Linked DNA regions of Homo sapiens: region 1 is linked to region 2. A link is a contact called in ENCODE Hi-C or POLR2A ChIA-PET data. All regions are on one chromosome and are shown on one strand. The core of a region is the stretch at or near the end of the contact, and the rest is flanking DNA. Distances in the headings are between cores, read along the strand shown. Region 1 overlaps RASSF8 (Ras association domain family member 8). Region 2 has its middle 28 kb from the start of BHLHE41.

Region 1 (5,509 bases), core at 1,625-4,124, 50 kb after region 2:
AAAATATGTCTGAACATACACATTAATTTTAACTCCTGTCTTAAATACAAAGCAAAATTTCTTGGAGATTTTCTGCATTTTCTTTAAATTCACACTATTAAAATATACTTTCTGGAATAAGTCATTTTGTTTGAGACAATGTTGATTAGTGGAAACAAGATGCACCAAGGTTCAAATCCCGAGTCTACTACCTCTTGTGTGATTTGAGTCAAGACGCATATTTTTCCAAGCAGCATTTGTAAGAAATGGCATGAAATAATGTCTTTTCAAATTGTACCTTATCTAGTACAGGGCTCGGCACACAGTTTGAATTCAAGAGTTAGGTCTGGGACAGAAGTGAAAGTTCTAACTTAAAAAGTATAAACTTCTTTTTTATGGAAGGACAAATCAATAGCAATGCAAATTTTCAGAAACATTTATACTAATAAGAGCATCTGAAAATAAAGACATTTTAGGTTACTAATCCACATACCTAGAGCAGCAGCACATTCAAAAATTGTAAGCAGATATTAGAAATTGTAATTCATATTTTAAAATTTCAGTCACATCTAGTATAAAACATGCTATGAATCAAGTTAAAGTTATTGGTATGAGAATACTGATCCTTCTATTAAGAATTATGTCTTTGGCTGGGCGTGGTGGCTCACGCCTGTAATTCCAGCACTTTGGGAGGCCGAGGCGGGCAGATCACGAGGTCTGGAGATCAAGACCATCCTGACTAACACACGAAACCCTGTCTCTACTAAAAATACAAAAAATTAGCCGGGCGTGGTGGCGGGCACCTGTAGTCCCAGCTACTTGGGAGGCTGAGGCCAGGAGAATGGTGTGAACCTGGGAGGCGGAGCTTGCAGTGAGCAGATATCACACTATTGCACTCCAGCCTGGGTGACAGAGCGAGACTCCGTCTCAAAAAACAAAAAAAAGAATTCCGTCTTTTCCTTAGGATAAACTTTTCAAATGAATATAACTAGTAACTTTAGTTTTTCATTGAGCATCAAATTTACACTGAGTGCTACAAGGGCACTCAGTTGAGTTTCTTATTAAAAGCCCAGCTCCAGATAGCTTACTGACAATTATATTTTTTCGACCATATACAATGTTAAAGCTCTATGACTTTGAAGTAGAGACTTCTCTCATACCCAGCAGGGTTAATCAACGGTGCATAAAACAGCATTGGAAATCTTTTGGGAGTACAATATGCTGCAGAATAACTGAAGGATGGCACTTATTTCTAAATTAACAATTTGGGTTAATTTTTGCCAGTCAATTAAAGTTCACAGTGGAAATGTAAGATTTTTATGTAGTAATTGTAATTCAAGGAAAAACAAAATCTTTATGTAAAATTACCTGTTTTAGAAAACTAAGAGATATGTTTTCAATAATCAAAGGCTCATCTCAAAAATTAGCCCAGCTTCAGAATAATTCCTCTTACTAATCTAATTTACTAGCCAACACCACTAAAAAGTCATTTCTTCCCATCCCTTCCAAGTTATGTTTTGTAAAATCATTCTAATACCCCATGGAAACACAAGAACATGCTTATTAGACTGAATTCTTCTGTGACATCTATCTGACAGAAGTGCACTTACAAGGCAAGTATTTAGCTTGGGATTTTAAGCCCAGAACACCATACCTTAAAAAAGATGAAGGAGGGCTGGGCACAGTGGTTCACGCCTGTAATCCCAGCACTTTGGGAGGCCAAGGTAGGCGGATCACCTGAGGTCAGGAGTTCGAGACCGGCCTGGCCAATATGGTGAAACCCCGTCTCTACTAAAAATACAAAAAAAAATTAGCTGGGTATGGTGGTGGGCACCTGTAATCCCAGCTACTAGGGAGGCTGAGGCAGGAGAATCGCTTTAACATGAGAGGTGGAGGTTGCGGTGAGCCAAGAATGCACCATTGCACTCCAGCCTGGGCGACAAGAGTGAAACTCCGTCTGAAAAAAACAAAACAAAACAAAACAAACAAACAAAAAACAAAACAAAAACAAAAAGGTGAGAGAGGAAGAAGGCACAGAGAGGCTAGAGAGAGCCATGAGTGGCATGAAAAAATAGCCACTTGGGAGGTATGAAAAATGAAAATAGTGCAAAGGAATGAATGGAGAGCAACACACAGAAATGTACAATTCAGTCTTGGTCAGGGCTTCCAATGGCCCTGTAGCCCTCATTACAAGACAATTCCTGATGGGCCCAATCTCTCCAGTACTAGTAGCCCTGAGTCACCTCTAACTGGAATCCACCATTCCACACAAATGCCATTATTCTCAGCATATGCATCTTTCTTTTCTTTTTTTCCCCCTCCTCTCTACCACTCCAGCCTTGCTATATTCTTCTTCCCAAGTCATAAGCCTACCAGCAACACTCAAAAATACATTTGGTTCTACCTGGTGAAGGCTCTAAAGAAGCTGTCAGCTTCTCATACCTAGAGATGTCAGGGATGGGTGAATGATGGTACTTTCTCCAGGCATGTAAAAGGTTATGCATTTCAGAGTTCCCGGAAACCAAATGGATCAGCACAGTGCACAGTGAGTGCTTTTAATTTTATGCTGCCTCAGCATCCATTTTTAAATATAAGTCAACCCGGCTCAATTGCCCTTGACATAGTTTCCAGTACTACAGCCTACCCAAATGGTTCCAGCCAGTGGCCAGGAATAAAAACTTGGAGGTATCTCTCCTGCCTCATGGACTGGGCTTCCTGCTTTCTAGCCGCTTCCTTTAAATGGACCCTTACGGCATCTGCCTGTGACTCACATTTCATTACCCAAAATAGAATGCTACTTGCCAGCTCCCTTTCTCTCTACCTGCTTGCAACCTGACCTACCTACATGTGGCCTCCAGGCGTGCTGTGTACCCCCCAGGGTCAGTAAGTACTACAAACTCTTAAACTTTCACAGTGTGGCTGTCTTTGAAGCCATGCCTACAATCTGACCCCTGATGGCAGGGCAGCCCTGAAGGGACCCAGGCAGGTGGATCTCCTGCTGGTGCTCTTTTGTCCAGGCCTCTCTGCTGCTAGAGACGGTAGTTACCAGCTAAGTCGACATAGTTTCATTCAAAGCATTAATATGTCTCGCCTTTCATAGCTGGCAGCCCACTGGTCATCAACTAGTACAGTCATTTCACTGAACATAGAAGGCTGAGGCCTGGCCAGGTTATACACAGGATCAAGGTCCCATGCACAGGTGACGGCAGAGCCAGTCTTTGCACAAAACTACTTTAGATTATTCAGAAAACTGAAATTAAATGATTAAGTTTTACATATATTAAAGGGCCCAGTACAGAAGATGTTGAGGGAGTTGCCCCTCTCAAGAATTCTAGTTAAAAGAGATCATAAAATGAGTTATTATTGATATAAGAACATTAGCAAGAAAAAACTGTGTGTGGTCTGTTCTTGCTAATTTTCTTAAATGTTTATGGAAGGTGGAACAATATGGGACCTTACAATTTGACCTTCCTGGCACAAAATCTCATAAATAAGAAATATAAAAATAATATACCATTGGGCTCCATTTCTTGCTGCAGTATTATAAAAAGGAACATAAAAAGCCATCTGTTTTGCAATTATACTTTCTGTTAGGTTCCCAGACTACTTTGCAACCCTCCAGAGATGATCTGAGGCATGTGTGCAGTGCCAAGTTCTATGATGGTTTAACTCCCGTTAAAGCTCTCAGAACTGGGATTAGAGACCACACTCTCAAAGTCTTCATGTGAAAATCCCTGAACTCTGCCATCAATTAAATTATGCTTTCTACTACATGTGCTATTTCATGGCTTTCTTTCACAAATCATGAGAAAACTGACAGTGAGTATAATACACTCCTATGGAAAAACAAAATTAGTGAAAACTTGGTGATATTTTAAGGTAGATTTAAGTATAACTATATCTGTGATATTTCTCCTTAAGCAGGTACACATTGGTACCTTCATTGAAAACTAACTAGCCAAATGGTAACACCTTGCTTTTACTGAATCTAGCAACAAGAATTCTTACTATGTGAAAGACGCAATGTTGACTGTTTTATATAAATACTATTTTTTTTTAAAGAGATGGGGTCTCCTTATGTTGCCCAGCTGGTCTTGAACTTCTGGTCTCAAGTGATTCTCCTACCTCGATCTCCCAAAGTGCTGGGATTATAGCCCTGAGCCACTGTGCCCAGGCACCCTTTTATTTAATCCTTTAAAAAATTTTTTAAATCTTTTTGGCTGTCACCAAGGCAGAACAGATATTTAATCCTTTTAATACTCATCTGTTGCTCTATGTGACATGAATTATTAAACAAAAGAGGAAATGCAGGCATAGAGAATCAGTAACTTACTCAGGGTTACCCACCCAGTAAGTGGCAGATGCAAATCTAACACTCAGAACCACTAGTGACACAGTTACTTCTATTCATGAAATAAAGTTATTAGCAAAGTTTGCAAGGACATTTGTAATCACTAATTCTGGCTTAGGAGAGAAAGTAATCAAGTAAATGTGACCATGGGAATTATAATTTCCAACACTACTAAACCAAATGATATAAATTTAGTCAATTGTTGCCACAGAAATAAGGAGAAGAAAGAGGTGGTGTTCAAATCAGACTTAGGAATATACAACCCCTGAGGTTCCTGGTGAAAACTGCTCCTTCCAGTCTCTCTCATCTCAGTAAAGCAGGAATAGAGCTCCAGTCTGAATCCAGATGTTATCTGATCGCCCAAATCTATGTCCTTTCCATTAAAATCTGTCTGCCAAAAATAGAATCACTTTTCTTCTGCACACCTGAATAGGTATGGGCCACCTGATTAGGGACTTTTTGTCTACGTAAGAGATGGCAAATTAAGTTCGTTACCTTCCAGTCACCATTCAGGTATAATGAATCTAATTCCTTAATTTAATATTTAAAAATCAAACTACTTGAATTATTTACATATTTAATATTTAACATTTTGCAATGAAATCCACCATTCTACTTAATAGGGGATAAAAAGACATTTATTTTTTATCCATGAAACCAAGATGACTATGGACTTCTCATTTATGGTATTGTAAATATTGAGCCCATAAATCCTGACAAACAAGAACATTTCTATAGTTACAATAAAGTAAATGTGAAAACTTTTCAACAAAACATTGTCCATTGTGAGGACTACAGTGGTGGCTTCAAAGAGCCAAATGTCACATATCAAAGCATATTCCTTTGCAGGTATACATTTTTAAAGCTAAGTTGGTATGGAAATACTTCAAAGACAAAATAAAATAATTTTGTGAGGAAACGGTAATAAAACAAATATGTAAGATTAAGGAAAATTTGAGCCCCTGACTCATGAGTCAGAGTGGCTGCTAGACTACAAAACTTCTATTGGACTTCAATGTTAAAATTTAATGAGCACAGCAGGCAAAGCAGAAAACTTTAATGTTTCTTAAAATTTCTTTACTATACTTATTCAGTTGATAAAATATTAAATGCTTTAAGGATATGGAAGCCAAAAATAATATTTGGTAAAACCAATCATGCATGATCCCTATGAGTCTT
Region 2 (6,236 bases), core at 1,112-3,611:
ACATTAATTTTAAAAAATATAACTATCATATATCAATAATATTATTAAAATAATGTAATGCCTTAACTTTGATATAAAGGAGAAATAAAAGAAATTATATATATAATTATATATAATAATATATAAATATATATATATTTAAGTATGGAAAGGCACAGATGGTAGCTATGCTACAAAATGTAATGAAGTAGTCAGGTGCTTATACTGTTAATATATTGATGCCAATATATTACCTTCAAGTTGACTCTTCTTTTCATATTTGACATTTTGAATAAAGAATAAAAAGTATATTTAAATGTATACTTAGAACCACCTTGAATCAAGAGCTACAAACACAGATTGTTATCAGTTTATTCTATTGGTGACTCAGTTCCAGAAGTTAAGATGCTCCTGTGAAATGAACTTCAAAGATGGTTAACAAACCTGGGTAAAGTTCTGAGTTAAATAAAGCATAATCTCTCCTCAACTCAACTGGTAGTTGTATTCTTGGAACACTCAATTTTATTAAAATGATGCTAGGGCTGTGAATGGTGGCCTGCATCTGTAATTCCAGCACTTTGGGAGGCTGAGGTGGGAGATTGCTTAAGCCCAGGAGATCAAGGCTGCAGTGTGCCATGATCTTGCCACTGCACTCCAGCCTGGGCATGAGATCTTGTCTCTAAAAACAAAAAGAGAGGAAAAAAAACCATGCTAAAAACAATTTATGCTTATATGTAAAACAGATAGGGCATTAAACATTGTGAGAGATAGGACAATAATTTTTCATTGTCAAGGGTTGACCTATGCTCTGTAATATGTTTAACATCCCTGGCTCTCTCACGCATATTTTTAAAAATTAACATTATTTTAATTGACAAATGATAATTTTATACATTTATGGGGTACAATGTGATGTTTTGATATAGGTATACAATGTGGAATGATTAAAACAGGCTAATTAACATATCAATTACCTCACTTACCATTTTTTGTTGGGAGATATTCTAAATTTATTCTCTTAGCTACTTTGAAATATACGTTATTATTAACCATATCACCCTGATATGCAATAGATCTCGAAAGATTATTACTTCTGTCTAACTGAAACTTTGTGCCCTTTGACCAACATCTCCCCATACCCTCTCACTCCTTCTCCCTTAGCCTTTGGTAGCCCCCACTTTACTTGTATGAGTTCGACTTTTTTAGATTCTACATGTCAGTGAGATCATGTGGTATTTGCCTTTCTGTGCCTGGCTTATCTCACTTAGTATAATGTCCTCCATGTTCATTCATGTTGTCACAAATGGCAGAATTTCCTTCTTTTTTAAGGCTGAATAGTATTTCCCTGTGTCTATGTACCACGTTTCTTTATCCACTCATCTGTCGATGAACGCTTAGGTTGCTTCCGTAGTTTGGCATTCACATTCTTGTGAATAATGCTGCAGTGAACATGGGAATGCAGATATCTCTTTTGCATGTTGATTTCAACACTTTTGAATACATACCCAGAGGTGGGATTGCTTGATCATATGGTAGTTCTATTTTTAGTTTTATGAGGACCCCCATACCATTTTCCATAATGGCTGTACTAATTTACATTCTCACTAACAGTGTAAAGGGTTCCCTTTTCTCCACATCCTTGCTAACATGTGTTATCTTTTGTATGTGATGTAGTATCTCATTGTGGCTTTAATTTGCATTTTCCTAATGATGAGTGCTGTTGAGCATTTTTTTCATGAACTTATTGGCCATTTGTGTGTCATCTTTTGAGAAATGTCTGTTCAGGTTCTTGGCCCATTGGTAAACTTCTTTGTTTGTTTTCTTGCTACCGTTTTTCCACCATCTTAAAAGGAAGTAGTTCCTGTAATCACTGAGACCACCAAAAACACCCCTGCAAAATTTCAAATACTATCTAGTAGATGGAACTGTCTCAATTGAGAACCACCACCCTGAAGGTTTATAGTAAGCTGGGATAAAAAGAACTTCTTTATGAAATATTGCCAGAGAATTTGGAATTCACAATAGTGGTTTCTTAGCATGTTATTTAATGGGACTTTCAATCTACATTTTCATTAAATTTGTATTTGGAAAATTGTGTTGGAACAAATGAATGCTATATTGCAAACTATATTTGAGCCAACTCAGTTGTAGGACAATGCTATTCTTATTTTAGCACAAACTGAATAACTCTCCACATCTTTGCAAATATACCCATCTTCACACATTCTGGTTTTTTTTTTTTTAAATAAAGTCTGGACTTCTGGATTCTTGTTCATAGTTAGGACAACCTGATTCTTTAATAATTCAAGCCAAGCTGAGTGAGTGTGGATTTGTAAAGACTGAGTAATCCCTTGACTCAGCAGTTTCCCTCTAAAATCTGTACTCTTCATGAATTACAAAATTAACACTTGGTATCACTCGATAGCTTAGTGTTCTCAGTGCAATGAGTTGTTCCTTTTGATCAAATCCATAGTAGATAAAAATTACCAATTACTACTAGGCTGTACAGAGAAACTAAGTTTAAAAAGATCTTTCAGACCATGTTACTTTGTCACTTCAGAAATGAGCCATGGAGTGTGAGCAGATAAAATATGTTCAATTGCTATTTCTTTATTGGCAAAGAAACACCTTAAATCTTCAGAACGAGCGGCCCATTCTCTTTCAGAAACACTGCAGCAAAGCAAATTAATATAAAGATAAAAAGAAAACTTCTTTAGTAATGTGTTTTCCTTCATTTTTTCAGGATCTCTTCAAGTAAGGATTCACCTAAGGCGCAGCTTTGGAGCCCTGGAAGGTGGCTGGACGGTAGCTGCTGCCCCCTAGTGTAAGACTCGTTGTTACTGCAGACATTGGATTCTTGAAATAACCAGGGACTCTCCCTACCCCCAGGGCCAAGTGAATGGGAAGTAAATTAATGTGCTTTGTTTAAATGATAGAGGTAATTGAGAAAGTTATAGTATATTATTCTTTCAGAATGAATAGTTAGAACACTTTTTGCTGACTCCCTGCAGAAATAGTCGTTTAATGTTTTTCTGTCATTGCTTCAAGTTTAATTTTCTCATCATTTTCTGCTTTTCTCACCTACAAGGTGGCTACAAAATTTGCAGGACCCAGCACTAAATGAAAAATGTGATGCCCTTTGTTCAACAAACAGGAAAAAATGCCACTAAAGGTACTAAAATACCTTTTCTTTTCTTCCATAGTCTCTCTCCTGACTAGTTATGGGGTTTTAAAATTTGCCATTTAATGCCAAATGGAAAATTGGCATTAAATGCCATTAAATGCCAAAGAAAAATGGAAAATTTTCATGATTAGCATAAATGTTACCATTTATCTTTATGATGTGTCCTTTAAGCACAAATATAAGAGCAAATGTAACTTCCATTATGTACAAATATACCTTGTGCTTTTGTATTACCAAAATTACACAATTTGAATTTTGTAGCTCACACATGCATGTATATTTGATTCTTACCAAAATAGTGAAAATGCTGGACAAAACTACTTTGTTTTTATGTCACTTCTTGATTCGTGCATATTCAACCAACACTGTCTGCCTTTGGTGTGCTGATGAGTAAGGAAGGACTGAAACGTAAAGGGACTCTGGGTTGCCCTATCTTTTGCTTTCCTTTCTTGTCAAAATTTTCAGCCTAAGTGCTGGCTGAAGAAGAAAGGATGTGATATAATTTCTGAGAATGCCATTATTTTTATCTGTGTTAGAAGCAAGTTGTGGTTCAAAAGGAAAGAGTGGCCTCTCAGTGTTCTCTCTTGCTCAGCTATAGATATAACACGCCTCCTTTATGAACTTTGAGTCTTGCACTGTGGGCCCCCTGGAATTCTGTGCTCTGGGACACTATGAATTCTGTATGCAGGTGAGGAGGGAAAGCATAGTACGTAGGCATGTTGCATGCATCTCTTCTGCTCACACATGCTCCATTGTCCTATCAGGATTCACTTACAAAACACAAGTTCAAAAATAAAATTGTTAAGCATTTCATGATGCTGAGAGCAGAGCAGTGAACTAAGCACAGGGCCTTTCTGAGTTCTATGCCCTGTACAACCATGCAGGTTACATACCCATGAAGTTGGCCCTAACTTGAATCAATTTCACAAAAGTACAGCCAAAATTAGTTTTTGCTTGTTTGGGCTTCCATTAACTCCCAATAGGAATGTATAATTCAGGCTCTTTGGAAGAATGTGGAGGAACTTTTAGTGAACTGGTCAGCAGTTACTCTCAGGCAGGAACAGCTGAAATGGGATTCTGATGGTAGAACCATGTGCTTGTTTCCTGGCCTCATAGCACCTTGACTTGCACACTGTTTTGAGTTTAGAGCCATCATTTTGAGGTGGGGATAAAGATTATTAATGTGGTTATTATAAGATGTTTTCTATATCTAATGAGATATGTTTTAAATGACTAAAATACTGAAGGATATTTGCTATAAAGAAACCTGCATAAATATGTGACTTCTGAAGCAAAATCAAGTTCACATTTAAAACTCAGTAGTACTTAAGCATAGACAAGTACTAGGATTTCTTCAGCTCAACTTTTCAAAAAGTGTGACTGTGCTTGCTAGGAGGAGTCATTTTAAATTGAAAATTTATAATTTACGAAAGATTCGGTAAAAATGCACTTGTTCTATGAGTACCAGCCTTGGGGAATGTGCTGAGTGAGCATGGGAAGAGGAAGTCCAAAGGTAGAAGGCAAAGTTCCTGCTTTCCAGGACCCACCTGGTTTGGAAGATCAGGACAGTATCTCTGAAATAATAATAATAATAATAATAATAATAATAATAATAATAATAATACAGTAGAAAATCCAATTTAAATTTTTTACTAGGCTGATAGTAAAATTTCATTTTACTCCATTTAGACAACAATCTTTTAAACACATATCTCAGCTCCCTCCCTGTGCCTTCTCAAATGGTATACTGAACTTCGTTTGGTCTTTGCTTGATGACTGATTGACATTAGCCTATTAGAATTTTTAAATGATTTCTCTTCTCCTCCCTTCTTTGTCCTCCTTCTCTGTGGTTAATTTTATGTGCCAGTTTACTGGATTACGGGTACCCAAATATAGGCTACATGTGATTTCTGGGAATGTCTGTAGGGTGTGTCTAGGTAAGGTTAGCATTTGGATGGGCTGAGTAGAGTAGTTTGTCCTCCCTCTGTGGGCAGGCATTATCCAATCTGTTGAGGGCCTGAATAGAACAAAAAGACAGAGAAAGGGAGAATTCGTGCTATCTGCTTGACCACTTAAGCTGAGACATTGGTTTTCTCCTGTCTTCAAACTGGGACTTAAACCAACAGTACTTCTGATTCTCAGACCTCCAGAGGTACATTGGACTATATACTGCCAGCTTTTCTGGATCTCCACCTTGCAGACAGCAGATTGTGGGGAGGTCTCAGCAATTCCTTGTAATAGGTCACTTTCTGGAGATAGAGATACAAATATTTATCTCTGTCTATGTATCTATCTATGTATCTATCTGTCTATCTATCTATCTATCTATCATCTATCTATCATCTATCTATCCATCCATCGTATTGGTTCTGTTTCTCTGGAGAACCCTTACTAATAAATCTTGCAATAAATTTTATCTTTCTGGTTCTCTTCCCTGAGTGTAGAGTTGGCAGCTGTTCCTTCTCTGAATGATCAATCCATCTGTTTCTACCAGATCTCTCTTCTTCATTTCTTCATTTGCTGCCTCAGACCTGCTAATGAAATCTGCAAATGAAATATGCATCTTTGTGGTTATCATTTCTGGAGCTCTTTATTCCTTTGTGTAGATACATATTTCTAAGTGATATCATTTTCTTCCTGCCTGAAGAAATTTCTTTAACATTTCTTATAGTTCAGGTCTGTGGTGAATTCATTCAACTTTATTTCACCATGGTTTTTGAAAGATAATGATGATCTTCACAGCCAGATATGAGATTCATTTTTGAATGCATGTGCCCATTTTAATGAAGTGAGTTTTCTTTCCACTGATTTTGTGGCCTCAAACAGTTAGTAGTCAGTCTCCCACTATGGATCTAAAACAGACATGGCTGGGCATGTAAATACATTTTCCTTTGATGAAGCTTTAGTAGATTTTGCTTCATTCCTACTGGTCCTTATAAAGAAATAAAATTCTACCTCTTAACAACTATTAAAAGCACTATATAATTGGACTATAATCCCAAACCACAGATGTGTTAGAGTTAGAAAGCATCCTGGAATTGTGTGGCCCAATCCCTGCCCACCTCTGCACATG

What was found. Hi-C counts contacts between places; a loop is a spot of excess contacts on that map. ChIA-PET counts read pairs that join two places held with the same protein, here RNA polymerase II (POLR2A). Pooled maps may share reads with other maps.
Region 1: a map of PC-3 shows a loop between it and region 2 (2.3-fold over the local background). The contact joins two enhancer-like sites. A Hi-C loop is called at or near these places in 4 of 168 maps with a recorded cell type or tissue (DLD1, PC-3, PC-9 and 1 more), 1 of 37 single-sample maps with no recorded cell type and 1 of 50 pooled maps. POLR2A ChIA-PET finds 5 or more read pairs at or near these places in 2 of 52 experiments (PC-9 and Panc1).

The regions. Positions count from the first base shown.
Region 1 is chr12:26,045,201-26,050,709 of GRCh38, reverse strand. All of the region lies in intron 2 of RASSF8 (Ras association domain family member 8), which reads right to left. Among named protein-coding and RNA genes, the nearest start is that of BHLHE41, 77 kb to the left of the region's middle. RefSeq lists an enhancer at 2,668-3,267. Within about 2 kb of position 2,874, at least 3 of the 41 ENCODE cell types and tissues checked have a DNase peak (open chromatin) inside an H3K27ac peak, as active enhancers do.
Region 2 is chr12:26,093,801-26,100,036 of GRCh38, reverse strand. No RefSeq gene overlaps it. Among named protein-coding and RNA genes, the nearest start is that of BHLHE41, 28 kb to the left of the region's middle. RefSeq lists a silencer at 2,842-2,911. Within about 2 kb of position 2,361, at least 3 of the 41 ENCODE cell types and tissues checked have a DNase peak (open chromatin) inside an H3K27ac peak, as active enhancers do.